Regions from separate parts of the Mus musculus genome. Here region 1 is linked to region 2. The links are chromatin loops, found by intact Hi-C in ENCODE. Cell type or tissue: left cerebral cortex. All regions are shown on one strand. Links, peaks and the distances in the headings refer to the core of each region. The heading gives the core; the rest is flanking DNA. Region 1 overlaps Disc1 (disrupted in schizophrenia 1). Region 2 has its middle 93 kb from the start of Gm30713.

What was found. Peaks named below come from ENCODE experiments on the same cell type or tissue, not always from the same donor. Only the 100,000 strongest peaks of a DNase experiment are listed, where the experiment ranks them.
Region 1: it touches region 2 in a loop (2.2-fold over the local background); 3 of 42 quality-filtered maps call a loop at or near these places.

Annotation. Positions count from the first base shown.
Region 1 is chr8:125,215,109-125,223,445 of GRCm38, reverse strand. Disc1 (disrupted in schizophrenia 1) reads right to left here. Exons shown (of 13, transcript NM_174854.2): 10 at 5,289-5,349. Among named protein-coding and RNA genes, the nearest start is that of Disc1, 170 kb to the right of the region's middle. RefSeq lists an enhancer at 3,595-6,403. In left cerebral cortex, for the core only: no CTCF peak of the experiment used is centred there; DNase peaks (open chromatin) are centred at 2,170, 2,645, 4,659 and 4,983; H3K4me3 peaks cover 605 bases; H3K27ac peaks cover 1,381 bases.
Region 2 is chr8:125,289,158-125,297,494 of GRCm38, reverse strand. No RefSeq gene overlaps it. Among named protein-coding and RNA genes, the nearest start is that of Gm30713, 93 kb to the left of the region's middle. In left cerebral cortex, for the core only: CTCF peaks have their summits at 4,927 (motif pointing right) and 6,580; DNase peaks (open chromatin) are centred at 4,316 and 4,944; H3K27ac peaks cover 1,239 bases.

The DNA.
Region 1 (8,337 bases), core at 128-8,127, 74 kb after region 2:
ACCCCAGATGCTCTTGGACGTCTACAATGGGTCTCTATGCAGAGATGCAGAGCTCAGGAGACCCAAACAGCTGATTCCTGGGCCGGGGATACACAAGGTCAGGGCTCTCCGGCTCATAAACTCAGTGCCAGGTGTGTGGCTGTGAAGGCAGCAGGTGACACTAGGACCTCGGCCAGCCGATGATGCTGTGCGTGGGAACCACTGCAGGCTGCTCAGTCTCCAGCAGAGCCACTGACAAGGACTCAGTTACCACTTGTCCTTCCCCGTCTGAGGGAGCTGCAGGCATCTGGCCAGAGGGCAGGCAACAGAAAGAGCAGGCTGTTTACATAATGGAGGTGGAGAACTTGCCATGACCTTGAGACTCACTAGGAAGGCAAGAGAGTCTCTCTTGCTTTTAGAAAATGTGTGTGTGTGTGTGTGTGTGTGTGTGTTTCAGCATGGATTTTCTAAGATGGGGTCTGTTAGTATTTCTTCTAGGCTCCACCTCACAGTTACCTGGCAACAGCCAGGTGTGCCTGACTCACTATAAAAGGGGCTGCTTGCCCCCCTCCTTGTTCTCTTAGTCTCTTACTCTCTTGCCCTCTTCCCTCTCTGGGCCTTCTTTCCCCACTCCCCTCTCCCTCTCTTTCCACATGTTCAGGCCAGCCTCTACTGCTGTATGATCTCTCTCTCTCTCTCTCTCTCTCTCTCTCTCTCTCTCTCTCTCTCTCCCTCTACTACCCCCTCAACTCCCCTCCCCAAGCCCTAAATAAACTCTATTCTATACTATACTGTTCTGTAGCTGGTACCTCAGAGAGACGGGTTGCCTTGGCATGGGCCGGGAGAGGCACCCCTTTCCCCACACCAACCTCATTCTATCAAACATATTCCTGGCTCTTTCTTTCTTTTTATAAAACACAACAGGGTCTCTCATTGACTCGAAACTTAAAAAGTAGGCAGAGCCAGTGAGCCCCATAAATCCTCATGTCTCTACCTCCCCAGGGTTGGGTTTAAAGCCTGCCCCCCCCCCCGCATCTGGCTTTTACAATGTGGGTTCTGGGGGCTGGATTCGGGTCCTTGTGTTTGTACATCAAGCACTTTGCTGGCTGAGCCAGCGTCCGTCTCTCAAAGCAGATCTTTTCCACTCCATCATATTTTTTGTGGTTTTATATTGCTACTGTTGAATAATAGCTCTCATTTATCCAGTCATTATTGCATATAAGAAGCATCCTTTATCTTCTTCTGCAATTGTCTCATTTTTATGATAGAAAAAGGGGGCTTGGAGAGATTTATTGTGTAGTGAATAGCCACAGCTCAAGAAGGGATCACACTCAGATGTAGACAATCTCATTCCCGAGCCCAGACTTTAAACCTGTACGCACAGCAACCAGGAGAGATGGTCCTAGAGGCTCCCACAGAATCCCATCCCGGGGCGGGTGTGGGGGCTGGAGAGATGACTCGGTGTTTAAGAGCTCTGGCTGCTCTTCCAGAGGTCCTGAGTTCAATTCCCAACAACCACATGGTGGCTCACAATTATCTGTAATGGGGCCTGATACCCTCTTCTGGTGTGTCTGAAGACAGCAACAGTGTATTCAGAAAATCTGTGTGTGTGTGTGTGTGTGTGTGTGTATGTATGTATGTATGTATGTATGTATGTATGTATGTATGTATATTCCATCCCTGAACAACACTTCTACCCTGACCCTGAATTTGGATTTGAGGGTACACATTGGAGTCACCTCCTTCAAGGATGGAAGCAGACACAGTATGCTTGAAGGTTTTCTGATCTGTGTTAGAGAAGGGGCCTTAAGATGACCCGTGATAAAGACCTCAATAGAACTGAGACCCTCGGGGTAATTCCTGTGGTTGGTGCTTTATTTTAATTTGTAATACTGAGAAGGTCAGGGTGGACTCTGTTTGTCACCTATGATGATTTGGTGATGAGGGACTGGTGGCTTCTGAGCCAATCTATCGGAAGAGCTGAGCTTTTGGCCAGAGCTCATCTTCTCTCTCTCTCTCTCTCTCTCTCTCTCTCTCTCTCTCTCTCTCTCTCTCTCTCTCTCTGAATTGTCCTGAGGACTCTTGCCAGCAGAGAGCAGGCGGCCTGCAGGGAACACTTGCTTATGGCAGTGGGCGATGACTCTGGGAGCCTTCAGGCACTCCCAGGCTCTCTAACTCCCATTCTGATGACTTTTCCCACTCACTGCTGGCTCCCAGCTTGAAAGCAGACTGTTGGTGTGAACAGGCTGAGAGGTGTGTCTGGGAGCCCTGGGAGATACTCCATGCCTTTCTCTGGCCTTGCTCAGCTCTGTTGAAGCCCTCTGGGATGTTAGCTGAGTAACCTACCTGTCGACCATTGCCTGTGAGGGCATTCTCGCCAAAACCTCCAGCTAATTAGTAGGTAAACATTACGGTTTGTTGTTGTTGTTTTTTAAGAACCAGATCTCCTTTAGAAAAAGGTTATCACACTCTTAATTCAAAATAAATTGGAGATAAGACACCTGAGTTCCCGAGTGCTCTTTCCCACCGTGGGTCAGAATCACACACAGGGGTCTCCGAGCACCCTCACATGCAGAGACAAAGCCTGCCCGCCCGCCAGTGTCTTTTCTGCTTTGATTGTGAATGTCTGACTCACCATCAAGCAAACACTTGAGAACTGAAGTAGAGCTCAAGGACACAAAAATAAACCAGCAGCCACTAAACTGCATTGATGCAACTGCTTCAGATTCAAGTCCAGGAGAACAGAGCCCACAGAGAGCTGAGAGCATCTAGAAAGATAAAGGATGTTCCTCTCCAACCATGGACACAATGGGCTCCATGGGTATATATAAAACCAGTGTACACATCTTGGTTGCAGGCAGGTGAGGCCTGGCCCCTGTCAGCCCGAGGTGCTGGCTTTTCATTGGACATAAGGATTTTCTCCTCCTCCATGGTGGTTACAGGCATAAGATATAAGATTGTTGTAATACATATACTTCACCTACAAAGGGGTTAGGGATAGAGAAGAAGAGTGGGGGAGATGGAGGGAGAGAGGGGCTGGGAGGAGTGAGGATGGGGAGAGGGAAGAGGGATACAGAGAGGGGAGAGGGATGGGGAGAGGGAGGGAGAGAGTGGGAGAGTGGGAGACTTCTGTGTCAGTCACAGGGTACCATCATCTTCTGGTTTTGTTTGTTTTGGGTTTGGTTTTGTTTTCTTTTGAGTTTGGTGTGTATGGCTCACTGGCTGGGAACTGACTAGTCTAGGCTGGCTGGCCAGTGACCCCCAGGGATTCCACTAGTCTTGCCTGCCAGTGACCCCCAGAATTCACCTATCTCTGCTTGCCTAGTACAAAGGCATAAGTGCACACCATCACGGTGGGCTCACTTATTCAACCTGTAGTCTAGGGATCAAATGCAGGTCCTTGGGGGTCCAAAGCCAGCACTTTACCAACAGAGATGTCTTTCTTGCACCATAGTAAAAACCTCTGAGCTGAGAAAAGTTGTGGTGGACACCTGTAATCTCAGCCTTGGAGGCCTGAAGTGAGAGGGCCTGAATTCAAGGCACACTTAGGCTGCAGAAAGAGACTCTCAAAGAAACTGCAGGCAAAAAGTAAGAATTCTCTAATACTTCCTTTGACTCGCTCAGAAGGCTAACAGAGAATATGTGACAACTGAGAAGATGGAAATTAAAGCCAAATTCAGGCCTGAGGGGAAAGAGTTAAATCAACACATTCATGTTTGCTATTACCTCTGTAACAGCCTGAAGGGGATGGTGAGTGGGCGGGCTCCTTGGAGTGGCTTTCTTGTGGTCTTTAATATTCTACTGTGAGTCACAAAGACAGGATGCCAAGGCAAATGGGTCTGAACATTATATCTATATGTCTACATATCTATATACCTATATACCTATATATCTATATATCCATATCCATCTCTATATCTATATCTCAATATAAAAGAATCAACCCATATAAAGGAAGAGAAAATAAAAATACAGGGGGAAAGATGGCCAATTCTTCCTGAGGGTTATATGTCATTGGCAGGACTGCAGTTGGGGAAGTGTCTGTCTGTCTGTCAGTAGTTATGCTCCAGGAGTCCTAAGATGATCCTCTCTCCCTCTCTGCCTTTCTCTGTCTCTACTCCTTCAACTCCCCTCCCCACACCCTAAATAAACTCTACTCCATACTATATCTGTCAGAAGGCTCAGGGGGAAGGGATGCCTTAGCATGGGCCCTCAGAGGTCTGTCCAAGAGTCTAAGGTGACTCTAAGTCACACCTCAGGGGGCCTGCATGTCTGAAAAAAAAAAGGTATCAGGAATAAGATGGAGAGAGGCGTATCAGAACGCTCTCACCAGTACATGGCAGGAAAGCCAGCCTCAGACCCAAGCCCCTAGCTTCCTGCATATACTCCTGACACTCAGTCCATGATGGCCAGCTCTGACAGGGCTTTCCCCAAGTCTAGGGGCAGCAAGGTCAGTTGGTGGGTGGAAGGACTTGGCTTTCAACCTGAGGCTAATCCCACACCCCATCATCCTGAAGGGAGAGGCCTTGGCACTGTCCTGGCAGACAAAGGTTTAAGGCAAATCTATTCCAGAGCCACTTAGCAATTTCCAAAATAGTAGCAAGATGTTTCCATAAAACCAAACTGGCTGCCAGGGAAGAAAGGCACAGACTACATTGTGGAACTTGTTCCCTTAATTAGGACCAGATCCCGCTGGCTGGGGTTTGTTTCCAGAAGTAGACATCCCAGCAAACCAGAAACAGCTTGACGTGCTGCGGAGTCCCTAATGCTTCTACGATCTGAATTCCTAATTGGGTTTAAAAAAAAAAAAAAAAAAAAAGAAAAGAAAAGAGAAAAAGCAAGCAGGAATTTTCATGCTGGTTTTGATTCGGGATTCAAAACAGAACCGACAATGCAAATTCCTGCATTGCTCTGTGTGTAAACCAGTTCACAGTCCTTAAGACCCCTTCAGCGGCTGCGGTTGCCTGCGCGTAGAAAGCAAAAGCAGACCGCAGCATGAATTCTTAGCTCGGTATCCCAAAGAGGCTTTTCTTATTCTGAGATGTGAGAACTGCCCTGTGTTCTCGCCAAGATGCTTTTAAACATTCTAATCTATTTGCTTTGTCAAAGGGGAGCCTGGGCTAGGAGATGTTGGAACAGCACCTGCTCCTTCCCCTGGGGATGCTGGGTGTTTTCCTGCTTTCTTTGTTAATGTATTATAAAGATTGACTGGCTCCTTCCCTTGCCTTCACTGAATTCTAATAAAGCAAGCAGATATACCCAGAGTCTATAGGGCAGGAACTCCCCCCCCACACACACACACAACTTACCTGCTCAGCTGACCTTCCAACACTTCCATGCACTTCACAGTGTTTGCCTTCATGCGTGTTTCTGCAAGAAAAACCCAACGTGAGCACAGCTGTAGCCCAAACTGAGAGACAACCACAAATGCTCATTTAAAAGCTGAAAACAAAGGATCGTTGGTCAAGGGTCTAATAATAACAGCATGTTGTGTTTGGAAGACCCGAAAACCCATCCAAGTGGCTGCCTAGAGCCCTGTGCTAGAAAGATGCAGAGGCTCCAATTGTCTCTGCAGCTGGAAGCAGGCACAGGTAATGACATTGGGCCACCCTGGCTTGATACTGTCATGACAACACCTCTCTTCCAAAACAGATAGCCTCTGTTAATGAAAACTGGTATGTACTCACATTTATAAACAATCTGGGCTTTCAAACTAATACTTTGTTAAACAAATTAGATACTAAACGCTAGACTCGATGTTAAGCTTTAAATATGAAATGTCCTCCAGAGGGACACTGTCTGAATGCTTAGTCTCCAGCTATCAGAAGTGGGTCCCTGGGGCCAACTCTGCCGGTGGTATCTGCTTCTGGCTCCACCCCATGCTGTCTTCTTCCTGTTCCACCAAGATGTGAGGATCTGACCCCTAGCTCACACTGCTACAGAGTGCCCTCAAAGGGAAGTATGTTGCTACAGCGTGGTGTTCACAAAGGCAAGTATGTTGCCAAGGATGCACCTTGAAGTTACTATCTGCTTTTGCTTCAGCCAGACCAAGATGATTATGGACACAGCCATACCCCTGCAGTACCCACCTCCCCCCCCCACACACACACTGTCTCACCCCCATCCCTGCCCCATGAGGATCAGGATGACTGTAGACACAGCCACCTCTGTGTCTACAATAGCCATGCCTGGCCCATCATGATGGAATTTTCTCTCTGAAACCATGAGTCAAAATAAAATTGTCTGGGAGGTGGCTCTGGGCAAAACAAGAATGGATATGATCAAAATACACTGTAAGAAATTTTCAAAAGGATTAATGAAGCTATTATATAAAAACATGAAAAAACCTCCTTTCCCTGATACCTAGCTTCTGTGGCCTCATAGCCTGATGACTTTCCCTGGGATGGTCAAACTGCTTCCTGTGCTTTCCAGCTTGCCTGGAGGCTGACACTGGGGCAGATCGCTGTTGGGATAAGAGTTTCCTGACCCCGAGCACCTGCCACCACCATACCGAACCCCACCACACTGAACCAGGCAATCTAAGAGCACCTTGCAATATGTACAGAGTCAGTTCACAGCCCTCAAATCAGGCCAGAGTGTGAACATAGAGTTTAGACATCTAACTTGCAAGATAACACAATCACCAACACGCTGACTGAGAACAAGGGCCATCTTCTCTTCTCACTTCCTTACTCTTACATCCTGAGTCTGCCAGAGAGAGAGAGGTACCTCTGAGGGACTGATGATCCCCAGAACAAGGAAAGGTGCTCAGGAGACGCCAAAGGGAACAGCCATGGGCCTTCAGGCTCTTACAGGGGGAGAGGCATGAAGCAGTAGTCCCCACTTGCCAACTGAATCCAATATTCAGATTATGCTACTACTAGAACGGAATTCAAATAATTAGTTTAATGACTCCAAATTAAGTGGAAGCTAATTGATGATTGAATATGGTAAATTTGTGAAAATATTTAGCAGAATGCATGCCACAAGCATAGGTCGGTGCTAAAGGTGTTTAACTTAGAGCTCATTTCATGAAAGGCACTGTATATAGTATTATTTGTGTGTACATGTGTGCGTTCATGTGCTTGTGTGTGCATGTATGTGTGTATATATGTATGTGTGCATGAGCACGCATATATGTGAGTGTGTCTGTGTGTATATGTATGTGCATGTGTGCATGTATGTATGTGCGTGTGCATGTGTGCATATGTGTGTGCATGTGTGTATGTGTGTGTGCATGCATGCATGTACATGCATGTGCATGCATGTGTGAAGAAGCCAGAGGTAGCCATCATGTGTCACTCTCCATCTTACTTTTTGAGACTGGGTCCTTCCATGAGCCCAGAGTTTACTGATTTGACTGGTCTGTTTTCCAGTGAGCCTCGGGGATCCTGACTTTCCAGTGCTGAGATGGCAAGCATGTGCCACCATGCCACCCAGCTTTTAAATGGGTGCTGGTGTTGAACTCTGGTCTTCCTATGTTCTCAGTGGGTAATTTACCTACTGAGCCATCTCCCCAGATCCCTGTACTTGGTGCTACTTAAGTATAAAAAGGATCAAGCATCAAGGAACCCAGAGGGGCCAGGCTAACATGCTGGTACATTTGCTTTTTATCTTTTCTCTCTTTCTTTAAAACAATTTCTTTCTTTCTTTTCTTTTCTTCTCTTTTCTTCCTTCCTTTCTTTCTTTCTTTCTTTTTTTTTTTTTTTTTAAGACAGGGTTCCTGTGTAGCTCTGGCTGTCCTGAACTCACTGTCTCAAACTCAGAGATCTGCCTGCCTCTGCTTCCTGAGTGCTGGTATCAAAGGTATGTGCCACTACCTAGCTACATTTTTCTTTACAGATCTCACTATGTAGAAGCCTGGATGGCCTGGAACTTGCACTATAACCAGGGTGGCCTCAAACTCCTAGAGATCCTCCTGCCTCTGCCTCCTGAGTGCTGGGATTAAAGACATGTACCACTATAGCCAGCTATTATTACATTTTCTACAAAATACTTGTTTTTATTTTATGTGAACGTTTCCCTGTGTATATATGCGTGTGCTGTGTACATGTGAGTACATTTTTAGAAGCTGAAAGACCTTTTCTTTGGATGCAAACACACACATACAATAACAGAAGTAATGCTTGGCCTATTTTTGCAAAAGTAAGTTATCAAATTACAAAGATCAACACTTGAGCACCAACTTAGCCAAAAATTAATTTCCATTTGGGAAAAAAAATTCAGAAGAAAGGTGAGAAAAAAACAAAGAAAAACTGGAATCCTAACAAATTTCAGATATCCAAGGCACTCACCACCCTCCAAGTTTGTTTGGAAAATTAAACCCTGTGTAAAAATGCAGTGAGACCCCAGCAACTC
Region 2 (8,337 bases), core at 300-8,299:
GATGCTTAAGCACTGGGCTGACCTGCGCCTGCTCATCAGCAACCACATTCAGGATAGCTGGCCCAGCCTCTCACCTGAGCAGCATAGGAGAGCTCACAGGCTACAGTACTGGGAGAACACCGCCCCCCAGTACCCCTACACACACACCTCACCTAGGCAGCACAGTAATGCATACACAGGAGATTCAGGCCCTGGTGAGGCAAGCACAAGAGAGCCAGTGGGCTGACTAAATCAGCTTCCGCCCAGGCCCAAATCCAGGCCTTTGAGTTGGCCCACCCCATCATCTACCCCATCTATGATCTGCTGGAGTGTGTGAAGGAGCTAGTCCCACAGATCCAAAGATGCAGGATCTCCATGACAACAGGATGTCAGAGAGGAGTCCCAGTGAGGATCCAGGACTGATGGTGTGACAGAATCAGAGGCCTTGACCCAGACCAATGCCTCATTGCAAGGAACATTTGCAAGTAGAGCTATTTAGGTGGAAGTGTATATTGTGAGACACACCTTGACACACCGCAGCTTCTACAGTGAGATTTATTTGTTTGGTGTTTTGTTTGGTGTTTTGTTTGTTTGTTTGCTTGCTTGCTTCTATAGTTACTTTTGGGTAGTAGCAAGGGTGGAAGGCAGATATGAAGGGGCAGGGAGATGAGTGGGATTGGAGTGCATGATGGGAAATTCACAAAGAATCAATAAAAGGTCTAAAAACCATTCAACTTCTTATTTACCTACCTATCATCTATCACCTATTATTTATTCATCTATTTATCTATTTATCGATCTATCGATCTATCTATCTATCTATCTATCTATCTATCTATCTATCTGGCTCCCTACCACAGCCATGTGTCTGTATGTGAGTGCACGCACACAGAGGGGCCACCAAAGGGCACCAGGTGTCACCTCTATCACTCTCTGTACTGGCTGGTTGTGTGTGCCAACTTGACCCAAGTTGGAGTTATCACAGAGAAAGGAGCCTCCCTTGAGGAAATGCCTCCATGAGACCCAGCTGTAAGGCATTTTCTCAATTAGTCATTAATGGGGGAGGGCCCAGCCCATTGTGGGTAAGTCCACTCCTGGGATGGTGGTCTTGGGTTCTGTAAGAAATCAGGCTGAGCAAGCCATGGGAAGCAAGCCAGTAAGCAGCATCCCACTATGGCCTCTGCATCAGCTCCTGCCTCCAAGTTCCTACCTACCTTGTTTGAGTTCCAGTCCTGACTTCCTTTGGTGATGAACAGCAATGTGGAAGTGTAAGCTGAATAAACCCTTTCCTCCCCAGCTTGCTTCTTGGTCATGATGTTTTGTGCAGGAATAGAAACCCTGACTAAGATACTCTCCATCTGTCTCTTTGAGGCAGGGTCTTTCCCTCAACCCCATGGCCTATATTTCCTCAGTTGTGCTGAAAGCCGACATTCTCAAGAGGTCCTCTTGCCTCTGCCTGCTTTGGAGCCTTGGTTCCAGGTATACAGGAATTACTCAGCTTGTTATGTGGGTGCTAGGATCCAAATTCTGTTCTCACGGTTGCACAGCAAACTCTATTAGCTGCTCAGCCATCTCTCCAGTTCCCCAGCTTCCCCTCCCCCTTTTTTTAAACTCAAAAGATTCCAAAGATGATATGGAAGAGCTCCCACACAGGGGTCAAGCCTTGAGAGAAAGCAGTCTCAAGGGAATACTCATGAGAATGCAGCTTGGTCCAGCCTTGATTTCTTCTCTTTCCCCTTGTCACTTCATCACCAAAGCTCTTTTCTTCTACTTCTGGGGAGATTTACAAAGGAGGCGAGACATTTTAAAATCAAGGAAACCCCAAAGGAGACACATGTAGAACTGCGTGCTTTAAAGGTCAAGTGTACAGGACCCTGACCACCCAGGACTGAAGCTCAGGTGCTTTGATGGAAGCTGCCTCCTCTCACCGTGGGATCTCCCTTCTCTGGGCTTCTGTTCACTTAGCTAGAGAGCTGACAGGCTTAGGAAACATACCTCTGCCTCATGTGGCTGTCAGGGTGGCCTAGGCACAAAATAAGAGGGCATAGCCATCACCCTTGGAGGAGAATTGGGGCTCACCGTGTTGGTGAGGTAATCAAACTGGCAAAAAGCCATGCCTCCTGTCTAACCACAACACTGTCCCCGACACCCCATGCCAATATGAATGGACCCACTCTGAACTGTGAGCTGGATTCTGAATTCTGTGTATCTCCCTGGGGTATTCTCATGGGTACAGCATTTCTTTCTTCCCTCACATATGTCTGTGTACAATGAGTATGCCCAGTGCCTATGGAGGCCAGAAGAGGGTACTGGGTTTCCTGGTGGTTGTGAAACCACTGTGTGGATGATGGGAACTGAGCTCAGGTCTTCTGCAAGAACTCAGTAGTTAATACTGTGCCACCCCTCCAGCCCTGGGCATGACACTACTGTATCTTTTTTTTTGGGGGGGGGGGAACTTTTGTTTTTCTTTCTATACTGGAGTTCAAACCCAGTGCTTTGCGCATGCTAGGCAAGCCACCAGCTGAGCCACACCCTAGGTCATTGTGTCTCTCTTTCTGTATCCCAAATTGAAATGTGTTTTCTACCTAAGTTCACTCAATGAAAGAGCTCCCTCAGAGTACTTCCCCATGGAGAAGCATATTCTATTCACGTGGTCTGTGTCTTTGAGCGGCTGTGTTCGCAGACTGTCTGCTCATTAGGCTAGCAGATACATGTGTCTGTAACTCCTAACGCCTCATTCATTAATCTCGGATTCCAGCGTTCCAGGTTTAGTTTCAGTTATGTCTTAGCATGAAGGGAAAGAAGATACCAGCCACCAGTGTCTGTAAATGCAATGGGACAAGGAGCTTCAGCAACCAGGAAGGAGAGCAAGGCATTATCACTCCCAATGAAAGAAGAGGACCCCCAGCTGAACCTCACAGATTGTGACAATCACGGAGTCCTCAGTCCTTCCAACGTCCTGATGTCTTCACGGAGCCGTGAGTGAGTGAGTATCCAGGCCAAGTGACAGAGGGAAGCACACAGAAGTAAGGAAGATGTCACAGTTGTAGCAAGCCAAGCTTACCCTCGGAAGAAGCCAGAATTCAGGGTGCAGGTGTGTGTTTTTCACATAGGATATTAAAAAAAAAATCAAAGTCACACAGAATACTTTGCAACACAGTTTTCTACCTCATTTTCTCTGTGGAACCAGCAGATGTTACAGTGCTGGCCCCAGGCTGTGGGACCTTCCCTCGGGGCTCTCTTTGCTCTGTGCTCCTTCCCTTCTGAGGATTTCTCACATCATTGGGTGTGGATGTGGACTAGCTGGTACTGTGCAAGCTTTGCTTTGCTTTGAAACTATCATAACTTCCTTCTTTCCTCCTTCCTTCCTTCTCCCTTCCTTCCTTGCTTCCTTCCATCTCCCTTTCTTTCTTTCTTTCTTTCTTTCTCTCTCTCTCTTTCTTTCTTCCTTTCTTTCTACTCACATAGTACACAGCACAGCAGGATTGACATCAGTCCTTCATGCATCTTTGGCTACAGTGCCTCACAACACAAGGACAAATACAATGGGGGAGGGGGGAACTATCACCCTGACGCCAAGTGAAGTTTCTTCCCTGACAGCTTAAGCTAAGACACCATCACCCATTCATCTGCAGCAGGAGAGCTTAACTTCCCTTTGAAGGATGGAACAAAGCCCAGTGCCTTCCTCTTGTATGCGTCTAGCTACTGTGCCCACCCCACAAGTCTACGACAAGGACCAGTGGTCTGAAGTGTTTGAAAGTGAAATGTCCCCATGTGTTTGAACATTTGGTCTTCACCTGGCGGTGCTGTTTGAGGAACACTGTGGAACCTTCTAGACTTAAAGACTAGCTGGTAGGTATAAGAGCATGGGCATTTGGCTTCTGAGCAATAGCCTGCTCCCACTTCCTGCCTGAGTGCTCCCACTTCCTGCCTGATTAGCTCTTTGCTGCATCCTGACTGCCAGCTGCTCCTTGCTGAATTCTGTTGGATGTTTGGCCACAACCACAAGAAAGCAATGCATGTCAGGCCTACCAGGGAAGCAGAACTTCATACCTAACGGTCCAGGCCTCCTGGGATGCAGGTCTCAGGAGGACGGCTCATACCTCACCCCTTGGCCCTGGCCCAGAGATGGTAGCCCCATCGTGGGCACCACTATGTCACTGCAGGTGCCATTCCCTTTGACAGGCAAGCCTTTCTCGGATGCCCTGGCCCTGTGCCCAGGAGATAAAGATGCAAGCAGGACAGATTCAAGCCACCCTTTCTTCTTAAAATAAGCCATTCATTTTTCAGGGAGTGAGAGCTATTTTTGACTGCATTTGCTCCTTGGCAGCTGTTTCCAAAATGGCTTCGCTGGTCTAAGAATCCATGATTCATCCCTGGGCTGGGCGAGGGCTGGGGACATGGAAATTCCAGAGGGAGTTATAAATGTCACAGCACATGCTGGAGGCTCCCCAGCCCCTCTGGGAAGCCAGAAAAGAGTGTCTGCAAATTCCACAGCCGGTGGGAAACAAGAGCCAGCATTCAGCTGGCGTGGGTCAAGTGCTCTTGCCCTGTCCAGTGTGGGAATCAGACAGCAGCAACCAAAACCCCAGGGTCTTGGGATTGTCCCCAGTCTGCGGGCCACCAGGTCCCTGCAGTTGGTTTCTATCGTGTCCTTGTTTCCACATCTGATTTATTGCTTTCTTTTCTTTTTCTGAGGGAAATATTCTAGAAAACAGTAAAGTCATATTTGATATAAAATATTTCAGTCAGACTATAGAAGAGGAGAATGCAGGCCAGCTGTGTGGTCTTCATGCTCTGAGTCCACCATCAATATAATTTCCCTGACTCTTAGAGAGTCCTCCAGCCTTGGGCACGCTAGGTAATCGCTCCACCACCAACCGACATTCTGCCTCTACCTTCATCACTTTTATCTTTAATTCTGTTCACATGTGTGTGCACATGAGTGTAGTTGCCTATGGAGACCAGAAGAGGGTGTTGGGTTCCCTGGAGCTAGAACTACCGGTTACTGTCTGACCTTCAACACAATTTTCCAGATCCGGCTGTCTGATTCCCACGCTGGGCAAGGCCAGAGAACTTGATCCCTAACCAAAGTCAAGTCTCCTCCGCTATGAAGCTTTCAGACACTCACTTGGGACTTCTCAGAGCGCTTAGCGAGCCCCAAACACAAACTGTGTCCCTGGCAAGAGCCAGATACATGCGTTCTGGAAACGAGAATGAAATTCATAATAAGTCAGGCTCAACAACGAACTCCCTTCATCCTGCCTCTGTTTAGAAGATTTTTTCTCTGTGTGTGTTTTACACAAGCAGCCCCTGCAGGAGTCCGAGATTCCATTAAAGCCAGCGTGTAAAGACTGCTTCTAGGACAGCCTTCCCAGCGCCAGACACTGCGTACTGCGGGTTCCAGATGCTGGTCCCTTCTTAGAAAAGCCTCGTGTCAGAACCCTCAGGAGTGCGGAATTCCCAGCGGAGGAATTCCTGGCTTGTTTTGCTTTGTTTTCTAGTTACTGTTTTAATCCTTTATTATAAAGTTTCTTAGAAAGCGCCAGGGCCTTCCTTTCAGGGAAATGGACGGAGTATAATATCTTTTTAAGGGGAAATTAAGAACTTCCCGTCTAAAATTAGAAGTATTTATCTAGGCCCATGGGTGGGAAATAAATCAAGAAATTGTGAATCTGGTTTGAGGCCCACAGGGCTCTTGAGACATCAACTTGAGACTGGAAGAAAAGAGAGCTCCGGGAAATGAGGCTGTCAGATGCCAGGGATGAAGGGTCAGGTGATAATATAATGAACTCGCACACTGGTCACGAGCCTTCCAAATGAACAGAGCCCGGTGGAAAGTGGGCGGGGTACTGGAGCAGGGCGGGCGCAGGGAGGGACTTGGAGGCTTCAGTTATCCTGAGCAGAAAACAGATTGCTTAGGGGAAAAGAGTGGAGTAGCCTGTTCCCTTGGGTCATTCTGTGGCAATTTAGAGACGACCCCTCCTGCCTCTGTCTCCGGAGCAACTCCCAGTGTCCTGGGAAGTTAAACAGTTAAAAACAGTTATGCTGAGTGATTCACCAGCATGCAGATATGTGTACACGTGTGTACCTATACATCTCTATGCATACACCACAGACGGGGACACTGTGGAAAGTGACTAGAGAGATGATGTGACATGCCACATGCACAGGCTCCTTTATCTCACAGGGACAATCTCCAACTACTAGTGACAGTCTGCAAAGGAAATGGGTTCCAGGCCACAGCTAACGCTAACCTAGCGGGCCCGGAGATCTGAGGTCTGCAGAGGGCAGACTGTGCATGGAAAAGCATTCGTCCTAAATCTGATGCTTTACAATTGCTGTTTAAACTTTTAACAAGGAAGAGACTTACGTTGCATCCAGAGAGGAGAGCCCAGGGACCCTTCCCACCTCCACAGAGTTTGTACATGCTCCTGTGGAGGCTAGGCTGTGCTTTCTTTCCTGGCCTTGGCTCAGGATGCTGAGGAGGACAGAACCAGACAACAGGCCCCTTGTTCTAGGCTGGAGTGGGGAGCAGAAGTGTGGTGGTGTAGGGAGGAATGACCACATCCTAGTGGCCAAAGCAGGGACTGCCATCCCAGGCGAGGGCTAAAAACACTCCAGTGCAGCCATTAGAAGTACAGGCTCCTGAGAATTAGACTTATCACAATAAGAACTCAGTGCACAGGCAAAAATAAGCACAGCCTGTCAGGGCCCTAGCATTTATAGACCCTCGGAAAAGTTCCCAGAATTCCAAACACCACACAATGACAGAAACTATCTGCAGCTGGCAAAACCACAGCTCTGCTAGAGCATGAGGCAAATCATAGTCAGCTGCTGTGGACAGTCCAAAGCAGCCCCACATCCCACACCTGGGATTAAAATGAAAACGCATCCTTACAATATTTGCAATATTTCTGTGTTTTGAAAGAAACCAAAATTCCAGAGTTCTCACTACACTTTGAATGAGTTCTGTGGTCAGATGGCAACCCTATGTTTAGTTCTGTTGGGGAGGAGGTATGTAAGTGTACTGTATGTGCATGTGTGTGGGTGTGAGTGTGTATGTGGGAAGTGCATGTGTGGTACGTGTGTGTGTGGAAAGTGTGTTTGTGGTATATATGTGAGTGTGTATGTGGGAAGTGTATGTGTGGTGTGTGTGTGTGTGGTATATATGTGTGTATGTGTATGTGGGAAGTGTATGTGTGTGTGGCATGTGTGTGTGGTGTAGGTGTGAGTGTGTGAGGTATATGTGTGTGAGTGTGTATGTGAGAAGTGTGTGTATGTGGTATATGTGCATGTGTGTGGTATATGTGTATGTAGCATGTGTGTGTGTGGTATATGTGGTATATGTGATTTATTTTATATGGATTCTATCTTAAAAGATAATCTTCTGAAACAAAAATATAATTCTCAACAGCCCATTTTAAAATTAACCATACATTTGTGTATATACAACCAATAAGAAGAAATCAGCACTGTCACAGTTAGCTAGTGAATGTCAACGTTGTCTACCTAGTGAATGTGAATGTGTTTGGTTATGTTTGGGGAGTGTGATTTTCCTCCTGACACTGGAGATCCTAGTTAATAATTTGGATTTTGTGATAACTCTCACTGTAATTCAGTCTGACAGCAGACATCTCAGCATATAATCTCTGTGTTCTATAATCTGTATGTCTGAGTGAGCAACCCGTAAATACAAAAATAATTTCAAACAACTACCCAATCCAGGGAAATGCATCTGCCCCATGTCCTGCCATATCTGGTGTCTCTTGGGAGTTGTTAGTGTTTTCATATTCCTCTTTGTTCTCCCTCAACTTCATAGCATGAAAATATGTGCTTGCTACAAGCTAATTATCTATGGAGAAAGGCTTGCTGTCACCGGGTTATCAAGCAGCAGAGTAATGGGGCTAGAGAGGTAGCACAGCAGGTAAAATGTTTGTTGCATATAGTGGCTTGAATAGGAATGGTGCCATAGACTCAGGTGTTGAGTGCTTGGCCATAGGGAGTGGCACTATGAGGAGATGTGGCCTTATTGGAGATGTGTGGCCTTACTGGGGGAGGAGTGGCCTTATTGGAGGAGGTGTGGCCTTGTTAGAGAAAGCACATCACAGGAAAGTCAGAGCTTTGAGGTTACATATGCTCAAGCTAGGCCCAGTGTTGCATACGATCTCCTGCTGCTTTCAGATCAAGATGTAGAACTCTCAGCTCCTCCAGCACCATATCTGCCTGCACATTGCCATGCTTCCTACCATGATGATAATGGACTGAACCTCTGAACCCATGAGCCAACCCCAATTAAATGTTGTCCTTTATAAGAGTTGTCATAGTCATGGCCATTCACAGCAAAGAAACCCTAAG